Regions from separate parts of the Homo sapiens genome. Here region 1 is linked to region 2. A link is a contact called in ENCODE Hi-C or POLR2A ChIA-PET data. All regions are on one chromosome and are shown on one strand. Each heading gives the region's core, a stretch centred on a gene start or an enhancer-like site at or near the end of the contact. The rest is flanking DNA. Distances are from core to core; before and after follow the strand shown.

What was found. A loop is a pair of places that touch in the nucleus more often than their neighbours do. ChIA-PET counts read pairs that join two places held with the same protein, here RNA polymerase II (POLR2A). Pooled maps may share reads with other maps.
Region 1: a map of gastrocnemius medialis shows a loop between it and region 2 (3-fold over the local background). The contact joins the enhancer-like site here to the promoter of TM2D1 in region 2. A Hi-C loop is called at or near these places in 1 of 168 maps with a recorded cell type or tissue (gastrocnemius medialis) and 6 of 50 pooled maps. POLR2A ChIA-PET finds 5 or more read pairs at or near these places in 3 of 52 experiments (H1, Panc1 and WTC11).

What each region holds. Positions count from the first base shown.
Region 1 is chr1:62,064,026-62,070,537 of GRCh38, reverse strand. All of the region lies in intron 31 of PATJ (PATJ crumbs cell polarity complex component), which reads right to left. Among named protein-coding and RNA genes, the nearest start is that of MIR3116-1, 12 kb to the left of the region's middle. Within about 2 kb of position 1,402, at least 7 of the 41 ENCODE cell types and tissues checked have a DNase peak (open chromatin) inside an H3K27ac peak, as active enhancers do; they include gastrocnemius medialis, where a contact is called at or near this core.
Region 2 is chr1:61,723,891-61,730,879 of GRCh38, reverse strand. TM2D1 (TM2 domain containing 1) reads left to right here and starts at 5,739. Exons shown (of 7, transcript NM_032027.3): 1 at 5,739-5,923. The coding sequence starts at 5,760. RefSeq lists enhancers at 5,064-5,749, 5,398-6,057, 5,094-6,293, 5,750-6,437.

The sequences.
Region 1 (6,512 bases), core at 153-2,652, 340 kb before region 2:
ATGTATGTGTCTCCCATATCTTAATATGATCGACTTTGTCTTATTTCTTTCTTCAACATATGGCAGAATAGAATATGGGCTTTATAAAGTGTTAGTGCTGAGTGAATCAAAGTTCGGGAACTTAAATCTTAAATGCACCCACGTGGATTTGAGAACCAGCCATGAAAGGAAGGTCACACAGTGAAGATGACTCTGTGGCCTTTACTTTAAAGGATCACACTTGAAAAGAGAGAAAAAAGACGTGAAAAGGTCAATAAGGCTCATGGGAATTTTTAGAGGAAAAACTCTAACCTGCCTCGTAAACAGAAACTATTGGTGTTACTCCTACCAGTGTGTATCAAATGGCCTTAGGAGGAGCAAAAGTAAGTGCCTCTGTTTGAAAATGATATTGTAGATCTGCAATTCGACCTTGGTTTCAACCCCAATTAACCAGCAGTGGGACAAAGGACCTGACTTCCCAAACTACAGGTTTAAAAATCCAATTTGCACATCACATGGAAGAAGTACTAATTTGGTTTTATTCTTCCTTATCATTTGAACTTTTTAGAAAAAAGAAATGGCACTGGAATAACAGCCAGATAATCTGGGTTCAGACTTGTTCTGCTACTTACTAGCAGTAATAGTGTTTGGAAACCTTCATTTTTTTATTAAGAATGCAATAACTGCTACCTGAATAAGGGGTTGTGAGCAAAGTTGAATTCAATACATGCTTACTGAGCACCTACTACATGCCAGCACAAACAAAAAGAAAAACAGAGGAGCCCTTGCCCTGAGCACATTTACAGACCTAGTGAGACAGATGTTAAAGAAATAATCATAGAAATGAATACAACTGAATGGTAGATGCGTGAAGGTGTGTGGTGGGTAGCAGGAGCCTGAAGTGTCAGTTTCCTTCCTTTTTTCTTGTCCTCAAAAATGTAGAAGGAATAGATGAGAAAACTGGATTTCTGAAAAGCATCTGGTCTGACGCACTGTCTCATTTCTTATATTGATTACTCTTAAACATCCGAGCCAAGGGATGGAGCTGGTACGTGATGATGATGAAAATTATGACAGCTAAAATCTCCTGAGTATGTGCCTGTTACTGAGCTAGGCATATTACCCATTTGTTGGTGTACACAACAGACCTGTGTATTAGGGACAATTATTGCTCTTATAATTATTGCTCTTATAATATAATTGAGGTATAATTATATACCTCAGCAGAGCTGAGGTAACTGCGGCACAGAGAGGCTAAATTATTATTTGCCAAGCCAGAACTTAACTCAGACACATCTTGCTGCAGAGCCCTTGCTCTTAACTGAGTAAACCTTCAGGGAAAGGGAAAGTACTGTTTACCTCCTCCCAGCAACACACGCAAGATTCTTAGCCAGCAATGACATAGTGATTCCGTTTTTAGATCCAATATCAGGTCAGAACAAGTCATGCCTGCTTATTTTAAACTTGGGTTGGGAAAAAAAATCATGGCAGTAGCCACGGCAGTGACCTTGGGTCGCTTTCCTTCATATTTTGTGTTTAAACATGAATTTATAATTTGCTAATTGCCCAATTATTACACAAAAGGAGCTCTTAATGCCTTCAAAACTGAGGTTTGGGGACATTCTAATGTGTTTACTTTGCAAGGGACCCCTAAAAAAGAAGAATGAAGAAATGTTGTAGAAAGGTCATCTCATTTCATGAAATAAACTGATATGACACATTCTGGCAGCATGATGCTATAATCTTCAGCACAGCACTATGAGCTCTGAAAGAAAATGCTTTGTGGGCCAGGAAAATTACTGTGATCAAGTGAAGGAGCTTCTGAAGGGTGGACATAAAAGGCAACACTGGCAATATCCCATATAACAGATGGGTGACATGTCCAGCTGACAATCCCCAAAGCTGGTTGATCTCTGTCCCAAAGCTGGACAATCAAAATGCCCTGTCTCTCTGGCCACAGTAACTGGTCCAAGGGTGGACACTTGAACCACACAAGAATATTCTACGGATTTTCCAAAGTAGACCCAAGGGAAGAGTCAGCTCTTTTCTGGCAGAGAGGCTTAGGAGCTTTGGGCAGCCATACACACATCAGGCTGAAGAAGCACATCTGCAGGAGGAAAGTCAGATAAACAGAGAGAACCCTGGCAGCAGCAGGCCTCTGGTTCCAACCACCTCTGAGGCTAAGTGTCAACCACACGCTGCCTGCAAGTATATGAAAAACAAACAAACTAACTAACAAACAAACAAACCTCTAGCCCTTGAGTAAATTTCTCCTTTTGTCTAAGTAATGTCAAATTGAGATTCTGTCACTTGCAACAAAGAGATCCCTAATTGAAACAGGGTGGAGCCCATCTCTCCCAGAAAATATCCACCAGGATAACAAACTCAGATGCATCCAGGCATCAGGCTGCAAGGGAGCCAACTGAAGGTGAATGACGTGAACTGAGTATAAGACAACAAATTAGGCCAGGCGCGGTGGCTCACGCCTGTAATCCCAGCACTGTGTAAGGCCGAGGTGGGTGGATCACTTGAGTTCAGGAGACTGGCCTAGGGAACACGGTGAAACCCCATCTCTACAAAAAATACAAAAATTAGCCAGCCATGGTGGTGCACACCTGTGGTCCCAGCTACTCAGGAGGCTGAGGTAGGAGGATCGCTTGAGCCCGGGAGGCAGAAGTTGCAGTGAGCTGAGATCGTGCCACTGCACTCCAGCTGGGGTTATAGAGTGAGACCCCATCTCAAAACAAACAAACAGAGATGGTGGTTCAGCCTAAAAGCATTCAAATTTAACAATTCTTAAAATATGCCCATCAGACAAACAACAAACAAACACTAATGTTTACTACTACTTTTGGTCCTTGGGCTTCCATTTTGTAGCTGAAGCTGCCTTTGCAAAATTATGACAGTAAGAGAAATGTGACATAGTTGACTTGATCTAGCTTCTTGACCACCTCACTGTCCTTGATCATTCCTGCATGTAGGCCATAGTAACTCTGGGAGGAATTTAGTGGATAGTTTAACTTGAAAGCAAAGATGATAATAGTCCCCACCTAAAACTAACCCCTTTCTTGCTTAGGGATCAAAAGCTCCTTTTGTAAGAGTAATGAAAGGCCACAAAAATAGGATTATCGGGGCTGGGCGTGGTGGCTCATATCTGTAATCCCAGCACTTTGGGAGGCTGAGGTGGGTGGATCACAAGGTCAGGAGATTGAGACCATCCTGGCTAACATGGTGAAACCCTGTCTCTACTAAAAATACAAAAAAATTAGCCGGGCGTGGTGGCATGTGCCTGTAGTCCCAGCTACTCGTGAGGCTGAGGCAGGAGAATTGCTTGAACCTGGGAGGTGGAGGTTGCAGTGAGCCAAGATTGCACCACTGCACTCCAGCCTGGGTGACACAGCGAGACTCCATCTCAAAAAAAAAAAAAAAAAAAAAGAAAGAATAGGAATTATGAGAGGGGCCTGAACTCTTTGCTAAGAGAGGCATAATTTCTATAATCCCTTGCTGCTCAGGGGTCATATGGCTAGAGGTCACAAGATTTTTGATTTCCCCAATTGTAGATAACATCACTAGTGTAGAACCTAAGGTTGGTTCTTTGAGATATCTTTCAAACTGACCCCACGTGGACTTGTGACTCATGATTCAACTGATCCTGTGGCCCCACCCAGAGGTGGATCAGTAAACAAGGACTGTGTCCACACCTCTATGAATTCACCCCCAACCAATCAGCAGCACCCATTCCCTAGCCCCCTGCCCACCAAACTGTCCATAAAAACCCCAAAGTCTGAGCCTTCAGGGAGACTGAACTCCAGTTCTCCTGTGCATGGGCTGGTCTTGCGTCAATTAAACTCTTTCTTTACTGCAATGCTGTGGTCTCAGTGGGTTGATTTTGTCTGTGCAGTTGGCAGGAGGAATATACTTAAAAAGCCCTTTCCTGGGTCAGTTCCAGCCTAATTCCTACTCATCTAACCACCTGGATTAGGTGAAATCACATTAGCAAAGTTCCCACAGGCCAGGTGTGGTGTCTCCTGCCTGTAATCTCAACACTTTGGGAAGCTGTGGCAGGAAGACTGCTTGAGCCCAGGAGGTCAAAGCTGCAGTGAGCTGTGATCACACCACTGCGTTCCAACCTGGGCGACAGAGTGTGACCCTGTCTCAAAAAAAAAAAAAAGTTCCCACAGCACGTTACCTTGTCCTTCAATAATACTTATTAACCTTAATAATTACTTATTTAAAGTTGGATTCAAATCTTGGCTATGACACTTATTAGTTGAGTGTCTCAGTTTCCTTATCTATAAAATGGGAATAGTAATAGACCAATCTCATATAAGATACAAATTGATGCACTTGGAATAATGCCTATAGAATGCATAGTAAATGCCATGAAAGCATTAGCTGCTGTTATCCTCGGCAGTTCTGAAAGCTCCCTGAAGGCAGGATTCTTCACTGTCACTACACCTTGTTTAGTGCAGAGCCTGGGACATAACTGGCCCTCAATACAAACTTGCTTAGTTTCTGAAAGAGAAGGTAGATTTATAGTTCCCTTTGAAAGATAACAAAATCAACACACGTTTTAGATTATAGGCTCTTATTATGTGTGCAAATAAGGCTTCCCAGAAAACCGAAAACTTCATAGACTCAGAGAACAGTGCCCAAGCAGCAGCACTTGTTTCTGAGGAGCAGTGGGATTCTGAAAGGAGGGGATGTGACCGGTGTGAGAAAGTCTGAGTTCTGGGTTCTGAGCCCTGTCATTTTACTTCTCTAAGCCCTGCGTGCTAAAAATTACAATTGTGAGATCACTTTCTCAATTTAGAAAAAATCTGATAAGCAAGTGATTCCTTCTGGGCAAGTTAAATTTCAAGTTGAATCAGTCTCCACATTGGACCAGTTACAGTGGTTGGGAATGAATGTAAGCTAGTAGATATCAAAGCTGTAAATTATTATTTTTTTTGAGACAGAGTCTTACTCTGTCACCCAGGCTGGAGTGCAATGGTGTGATCTTGGCTCACTGCAACCTCTGCCTCCTGAGATCAAGCGATTTGCCTCAGCCTCTCGAGTAGCTGGAATTACAGGCAAGCGCCAACTATGCAGGGCTAATTTTTGTATTTTTAGTAGAGAAGGGGTTTTGCTATGTTGCCCAGGCTGGTCTCAAACTCCTGAAATCAGGTGATCCGCCTGTCTCGGCCTCCCAAAGTGCTGGGATTACAGACATGAGCCACGGCACCCAGCCTAAAGCTATGAATTTGTGTCAAAATTGTGTGCCTACATTTCTGCTGTCTTTGAGTTCATGAGGTTACTTGCTCTGTTACCCTGGTGTCTCTACATTATCTTCATTTACTACAGTGAGAGGAAGAGAATAGAAGAAAAAAACAAAAGCTTTTCTCCAGAGACTTTCCTGAAGGAAGTAGACTTGACTGTAAAACCTACAGCCTTTTTTATCACCAAGAAAGGGAAATTTATCATGTACGCAAATCTCAAGTGGTTTTCAGGAATACAAGAGATAAAGAACAATGAGCTGTGAAAAATGCCACATATTTGAATGCACTTGAACTCTGCCATTGGCAATTTGCATACTGTCACAAAAGAGAAGGCAGTGCTGACTCAGTCACACTTTCTTGCTCCTTAGAGGGAATTCCTAGACTCCTGCTACAGATGTATTTTTTATGTTGCATCTGAAACAGAAAAAAAGGTTTGCACAGTGACATTTGCTCCCAATAGCAAACCAGAAATCCAGCAGTTGATAGAGTGCAAATTGGGGGTAAAAATTGATTTTAAGCATACAGTTCAAGATCTCATATTAAAAATGAGTAGGATATAACACCTGGGAATTCTAGCCTGGAAGTAAGACCAGCAAGAAGCCCATAATCATTAGAAACACATTTTAAGCTGTTTTTTCATACTTGGATACCAGCACTTTAAAAACACTTATGAAGGCCCGGCGCGGTGGCTCATGCCACCCAGCACTTTGGGAGGCCAAGGAGGGCAGATCACTTGAGCCCAGGAGTTCGAGACCAGCCTGGCCAACATGGTGAAACCTCATCTTTACTTAAAATACAAAAAAAATTAGCTGGGTCTGGTGATGCACACCTGTAATCCCAGCTACTCAGGTGGCTGAGGCAAGAGAATCGCTTGAACCTGGGAGGTGGAGGTTGCAGTGAGCTGAGATTGTGCCACTGCACTCACTCCAGCCTGGGCATCAGAGTAAGACTCGGTCTAAAAAAAAAAAAAAAAGCATTATGGCTCATACCCCATTTATACTTCAAAAGTCATTAAGTCCATAAGACTAAAAACAAAAACCATATTATCATCTTAGTAGACTCAGAAAAAGCTTTCGATAAAATCCAACATACCTTCATGATAAAAACCCTCAACAAACTAGGCATTGTAGGAACGTACCTCAAAATACTAACAGCCATCTTTGACAAACTCACAGCCAACATATTGATTGTGTAAAAGCTGGAAGCATTCCTCTTCAGAACTGGAACAAGACAAGGATGCCCACTCTCACCACTCCTATTCAACATAGTACTGGA
Region 2 (6,989 bases), core at 4,490-6,989:
TTTTAAGGCTGCATAGTATTCCATGGTGTATATGTGTCACATTTTCTTCATCTAGTCTATCATTGATGGGCATTTGGGTTGGTTCCAAGTCTTTGCTATTGTGAAAAGTGCCACAATAAACATATGTGTGCATGTGTCTTTACAGTAGAATGATTTATAATGCTTTGGGTATATACCCAGTAACGGGATTGCTGGGTCAAATAGTATTTCTGTTTCTAGATCTTTGAGGAATCGCCACTCTGTCTTCCACAATGGTTGAACTAATTTACACTCCCACCAACAGTGTAAAAGCACTCCTATTTCTCCACATCCTCTCCAGCATCTTTTGTTTCCGGACTTTTTAATGATCGCCATTCTAACTGGCGTGAGATGGTATTTCACTGTGGTTTTGATTTGCATTTCTCTAATGACCGGTGATGATGAGCTTTTTTTCATATGTTTGTTGGCCACATAAATATCTTCTTTTAAGAAATGTCTGTTCATACTCTTGGCCCACTTTTTGATGGAGTTGTTTTTTTTCTTGTAAATTTGTTTAAGTTCTTTATAGATTCCAAACCAGAACATTCTAAAAGCATCAAAATGGTAGTCAAAATGCAAAGTTACTGTCTTTTATTACCAGGTAATATGTGTAACAGATATTCTGATCCTTAGTCTTGGATTTCTTAAACAAAAATTATGGGAGGCCATTGTTTCAAACTGAGCTCCTGCACTAGGCCCCCAAATACCAGATCAAACCAAAATGGATTCACTCATGCTAAAAGCCACATGCTCAACTGAAGGTTTAAGGAAGCAGATAGATCCCCAAACAGACCAATTTTTCCTGAAAGCAGGAGATTCCAGTCTACTTGAGTCTCCATAACAAGGAAGTCCCCTCTGCTTTAACCCTTACAAAAAACCCTACAAACCCCTTCTTTTTCTTTTTTCTCCTCCTCCTCTCCCTCCTCCTCCCCACTTTTTTTTTGGAGACAGGGACTTGTGCTATTGCCCAGCCTGGAGTGCAGTGGCACAATCATGGCTCACTGCAGCCTTGAACTCCTGGGCTCACCTGATTCTCCAGGCTCAGCCTCTTTAGTAGCTAGGACTAGAGGCATGCCCAGGCAATTTTTTGCTTTTTGTAGAGATGGAGTCTATGCTGTCCAGGCTGGTCTTAGAACTCAAACTCCTGGACTCAAGTGATCCTTCCACATTGGGCTCCCGAAGTGTTGGGGAGCCACCATGCCCAGCCTCCAACCGCGAATTTTTCTGTTGCTGTTTCTTTGTTCCCACCTTACAAAACCCAGTGTTTTATTATTGCCCAGCGGGAGTTTTCTTTCTAGTGTATAGAATGAAGGCTGCCCCACTCCTTGAATTGTGACTAAAAGTTAATTAGATATATAACTGAATTTGTTGTAATTTTGCCTTTGACAGATTTTTTTTTTTTTTTTTGAGAAGAGTTTTGCTCTTGTTGCCCAGGCTGGAGTGCAATGGTGTGATCTTGGCTCACCGCAACCTCCACCTACCGGGTTCAACAATTCTCCTGCCGCAGCCTCCTGAGTAGCCGGGGCTACAGGCACGCTCCATCATGCCTGGCTAATTTTTGAATTTTTAGTAGAGACGGGGTTTCTCCATGTTGCTCAGGCTGGTCTCTATCTCCTGGCCTCAGGTGATCCGCCTGCCTCAGCCTCCCAAAGTGCTGGGATTACAGGCGTGAGATACCGTGCCTGGCCAGATTTTACCTAATCCTTGCCTCGTAACCATGTCATAAATTTCATCTCAGAATAGGGCTGAGGGATGGTGTTGAGCTGTATATTGTACATTTGATTAGCTTTTCTGTTTGGTTTTTGTGTTTTTTTTTTTTTGTCTTTGTTGTTGTTTGCTTGTTTTTGAGACGGAGTCTCGCTCCGTCGCCCAGGCTGGAGTGCAGTGGCATGATCTCGGCTCACTGCAACCTCTGCCTCCTGGGTTCAAGCGATTCTCCTGCCTCAGCGTCCCGAGTAGCTGGGACTACAGGCGCCCACCACCATGCCCAGCTAATTTTTGCACTTTTTTTTTTTTTTACTCCAGACGGGGTTTCACCATATTGGCCAGGCTGGTCTCGAACTCCTGACGTTGTGATCCACTCACCTCGGCCTCCCAAAGTGCTAGGATTACAGACATGAGCCACTGCACCCGGCCGGTTTTTGTTTTTTAAATTCAAGGTTTTTTTGTTTTTTTATCTGTTTTTTTGAGACGGAATTTAGCTCGTTACCCAGGCTGGAGTGCAATGGCAGACCTGGGTTCACAGCAACCTCTGCCTCCCGGGTTCAAGCGATTCTCCTGCCTCAGCCTCCAGAGTAGCTGGGACTACAGGCGCCCTCTCCACGCAGGGCTAATTTTTGTTTTAGTAGAGACAGAGTTTCACCACGTTAGCCAGGATGGTCTTGATCTCCTGACCTCAGGTTATCTGCCTGCCTCGGCCTCCCAAAGTGCTGGGATTACAGGCTGAGTGACCACGCCTGGCCTAAGTAAAAGTTTAAAGGTTCGTTTTCTAGGCTATACACTGCAACCTCCGCCTCCCGGGTTCAAGTGATTCTCCTACCTCAGCCTCTGGAGTAGCTGGGACTATAGGCGCGTCCCACCACGCCGGGCTAATTGTTTGTATTTTTAGCAGAGTCAGGGTTTCACCGTGTTAGCCAGGATGGTCTTGATCTCCTGACATCACGATCCGCCCACCTTGGTTTCCCAAAGTGCTGGGAATACAAGTGTGAGCCACTGCGCCCAGCCCTAGGCTATACCTTTTTAAGCAGTCATGTATCCTACAAAAATATAGCGTTTCAACTACTATTTTGGGAGAATCTTTTTTAAATGTTTCTTTTTCTTTTCTTTTTTTTGTTCAAGCCATCTGCCTTCCTTGGCCTTCCAAAGTGCTAGGATTACAGGCTTGAGCCACCACGCCAGGCACAGGAGGAATATCTTAAGCAAACCCATTGTCCTACTACAGTAGCTAGTATGTGCTTCTAATGTAACAATTATCAAACACTTATCAAATAGTATTTAACTGTTTGTATTTTCCCTTACCAAACAGGAAGTGCTTACCTGCAGGGTTTTTGTCTAAATTTTTGAGTCTAGGGTCTAGCTTCATGCTGAGTACATAGTAAATGCTCAATTAAAAACAATTTTTTTTTCCTTTTTGGAGGGAGAGGGAGGACGGAAAAAAAGGAAAGAAAGGAAAAACGAAGGAAGAAAAAAGAGAGAAGGAAGAAGTCCATTTAGAATAGGAAGTTTATAACTGAACTACTAAATTTTTCACTTAAATCATTTAAACCTGATTTAAAGCATAAATATTATGTATAAATGTCTTAAATTAAAAATAGCGGCGGGGCGCGGTGGCTCACGCCTGTATTCCAGCACTTTGGGAAGCCAAGGCGGGCGGATCACGAGGTCAGGAGTTCGAGACTAGCCTGACCAACATGGTGAAATCCTGTCTCTACTAAAAAATACAAAAATTAGCTGCGCGTGGTGGCGTGCGCCTGTAATCCCAGCTACTCAGGAGGCTGAGGCAGGAGAATTGCTTGACCCCGGGAGGCAGAGGTTGCAGTGAGCCAAGATCGTGCCACTGCACTCCAGCCTGGATGACAGAGCGAGACTCCATCTCAAAAAATAGCAGCGGGGCGTGGTGGTTCATGCCTGTAATCCCAGACCTTTGGGAGGCTCAGACGGGTGGATCACCTGAGGTCGGAAGTTGGAGACTAGCCTGATCAACATGGAGAAACCCCGTCTCTACTAAAAATACAAAATTAGCCAGGCGTGGTGACTCATGGCTGTAATTCCAGCTACTCAGGAGGCTGAGGTAGGAGAATAGCTTGAACCTGGGAAGTGGAGTTTGCAGTAAGCGAGAATCGTGCCATTGCACTCCAGCCTGGGCAACAAGAGCAAAACTCCCGTCTCAACTCCATTTCTGTCTCTAAATGAATGAATGAATAAAGCATAGTAATGCTACAAAGTTGTTTTATTATGAAAATTTTAGGGCCAGGCGCCGTGGCTCGCGCCTGTAATCCCAGCACTTTGGGAGGCAGAGGCGGGTGGATCACCTTAAGTCATGAGTTCGAGACCAGCCTGCTCAACATGGTGAAACCTCGTCTCTACTAAAAATACAAAAATTAGCTGGGCTGGTAGTGGGCGCCGTAATCCCAGCCTTTCCGGATGCTGAGACAGGAGAATAGCTTGAACCTGGGAGGCGGAGGTTGCAGTGAGCCGAGATCATGCCATTGCAGTCCAGCCTGGGCAACAACAGTGAAACTCCACCTCAAAAAAAGAAAATTTAAAAACGTAGTTTATGTTTAAATATTACTTCAAATAGTTGTATGTCTTCCAGAATATATATTCCAAAATGAGGCCAGGCACAGTGTGGCCTCACACCTGAAATCCCAGCACTTTAGGAGGCAGAGGCGGGCAGATCACTTAGGCCAGGAGTTCGAGACCAGCCTGGCCAAAATGGTGAAACCCTGTCTTTACTAAAAATACAAAAATTAGCTGAGCGTGGTGGCGCACGCGTGCAGTCCCAGCTACTCAGGAGGTTGAGGCAGGCGAATCACTTGAACCAGAAGGCAGAGGTTGCAGTGAGCTGAGATTCTGCCACTGTACTCCAGCCTGGGTGGCAGAGAGAGATTCCATCTTAAAAAAAAAAATTTACTTCTCGTAAAACATTATACCAGTGTTCTCAAAGTGGGGGTCCCTGGACTAGCAACACCCACATCCCTTGGGATCTCCTAGAAATGGAAATTATCCAGTCCCTCCCTACATCTTTTGTATCAGAAACTCTGAGTGCCGGTTCTATCATTCTGTTTTAATAACTACTACAGGTGATTCAGATGCTATTCAAAGTTTGAGAACCACCAAAGTTAGTGCTAAAGTATGGATGAAGAAGCACCACTCAAGTTCAAATTTTTATATTGTTAGACAAAAAAAAGATTAAACTTAACTTTACGAAAACATTTTTTCCTCACTGTTAAAGTTCCCCACCACAGAACTTTTAGAACATATAGAAATTTAAAAACAACAGATGGAGGAAAAAAAATCTTCAACTTTTCACTTAATCATAAACTATTTGGTTTCCTCTTGTTACAGTTTCCACCCCCCAAATTATCCCCCACCTAAATTGTCACTTTTTTTTTTTAAAAGGCGTAATGTCTCTCACAGTTTTTAAGTTCTGTTCGTGGCAGCCTTCCAAAATCCTTCTCTAAAGTTACAGGAGGACATTATGTCAATTAGTAAGAGCATAGATCTGAAATCTGGCAAACATCAATTTCATTCCGACTGAGTCACTTAGTGATTAAGGTCAGTGTGTTTCAGCGTCTTTGAGCCTTGTTCCTTATCTGTAAACCCAAAACCTATCAGGGCTAACTGCGATGATGTCAGGAAAGCATTGATTCCAACCTCTGACGCCGCTGGCACTTTCAGAGGACCGAGAAGCCTCAGCTAAGGGCGCGGGAATGAGAAGCGGGTGAAGCACCTGATTGCCTAAACCACTCGTTTCCTTCCTCCAGCACTCAAAGATTAACCTTAGCTCCTTCCAAGGGTTCGTGGGGGAAAATTCGCCTCGAGGGACTGGGTACATGCATATTTTAAAAGGGTCTCCCAATGTGATTCCACGGGCTCACGGGCAGAAGAACACGCGAAGAGACGGAACTGGCCTCTATCCTATGCGAGGTCCCTTTAAGAACCTCGCCCTGTTGCCCTTCTCCCTCCCGCTCCTGGGCGGAGGCGGAAGCGGAAGTGGCGAGAAAGTGTCGGTCTCCAAGATGGCGGCCGCCTGGCCGTCTGGTCCGTCTGCTCCGGAGGCCGTGACGGCCAGACTCGTTGGTGTCCTGTGGTTCGTCTCAGTCACTACAGGACCCTGGGGGGCTGTTGCCACCTCCGCCGGGGGCGAGGAGTCGCTTAAGTGCGAGGACCTCAAAGTGGGACAATATCCTCTGTGGAGAACACCCCCCCATGGAGGCGAGGTAGAGTTGGGGTCGCAGGTGGGTCGCTGCCGTCAGGACTGGCTAGGGCTGTACTGAGTGAAAACGATAATCTGATCTGTGGCTTCTAATGACTGAAGGATCCCTGAAGGTGAACAGAGTTGTGGAGATGGGAGGGCCAGAGGCCACCCTTTGTGATTTCCTTATGATTTTACTAGTCATTGGCGCTTCCTCTTCTGATCCACTTTTTTTTTCTTTTTTATCAGTGTGCTTACTTGTTCAGTAAAACATGTAGATCCTGAAGTATGCCAGGCCCCGTTCTAGACACTAGTAATACAAAGATGGATAGTCTCTTACCCTGGAAATGTTTGCCAACTCTTCCTAGGGGGAAGACAAGTAATAACGATCTAGCCAATGTGTTGCCCATTTATCATTAACTTTATGTATATTATGCATATTACCTCATGTCATCTTCAAACTTCATGAGATGGTAGACTGCCAGACAAATTTCTTTCTGTTTTCTTTTTTTGAGACAGGGTCTTACTCTGTCGCCCTGGCTGGAGTACAGTGGCACGATCTCAGCTCACTGCAGCCTCCGCCTCCCGGGTTCAGTCAATTCTCCTGCCTCAGCCTCCTGAGTAGCTGGGACTACAGGCATGCGCCACCACACCCGGGTAATTTTTGTATTTTTAGTAGAGACGGGGTTTACGCCATGTTGGCCAGGCTGGTCTTGAACTCCTGGTCTCAAGCGATCCGCATCCCCCTCACCATGAACCACCGCGTGGGGACTCAGTGGATAAATTTCTGTTGCACTTTGCAACCTTGGGTGACCTATTTGAACTCTGTTTTCTCATGAGTAAAAACGTGGATAATTATGGGGCAAATTTAAAGGTTTATTGTAATGTTTATGTATTATTATATTATTTGTAGAGACAGACTTCTCGTTATGTTGCCCAGGCTGTTCTTCCCAAACTCCTGGGCTCCAGTGATCCTCCTGCCTCAAGTATTACTTAGCAATACTAAAAGTATATTTGTACATATGCTTATTGACTTGGACAAACTAGCAGCCTC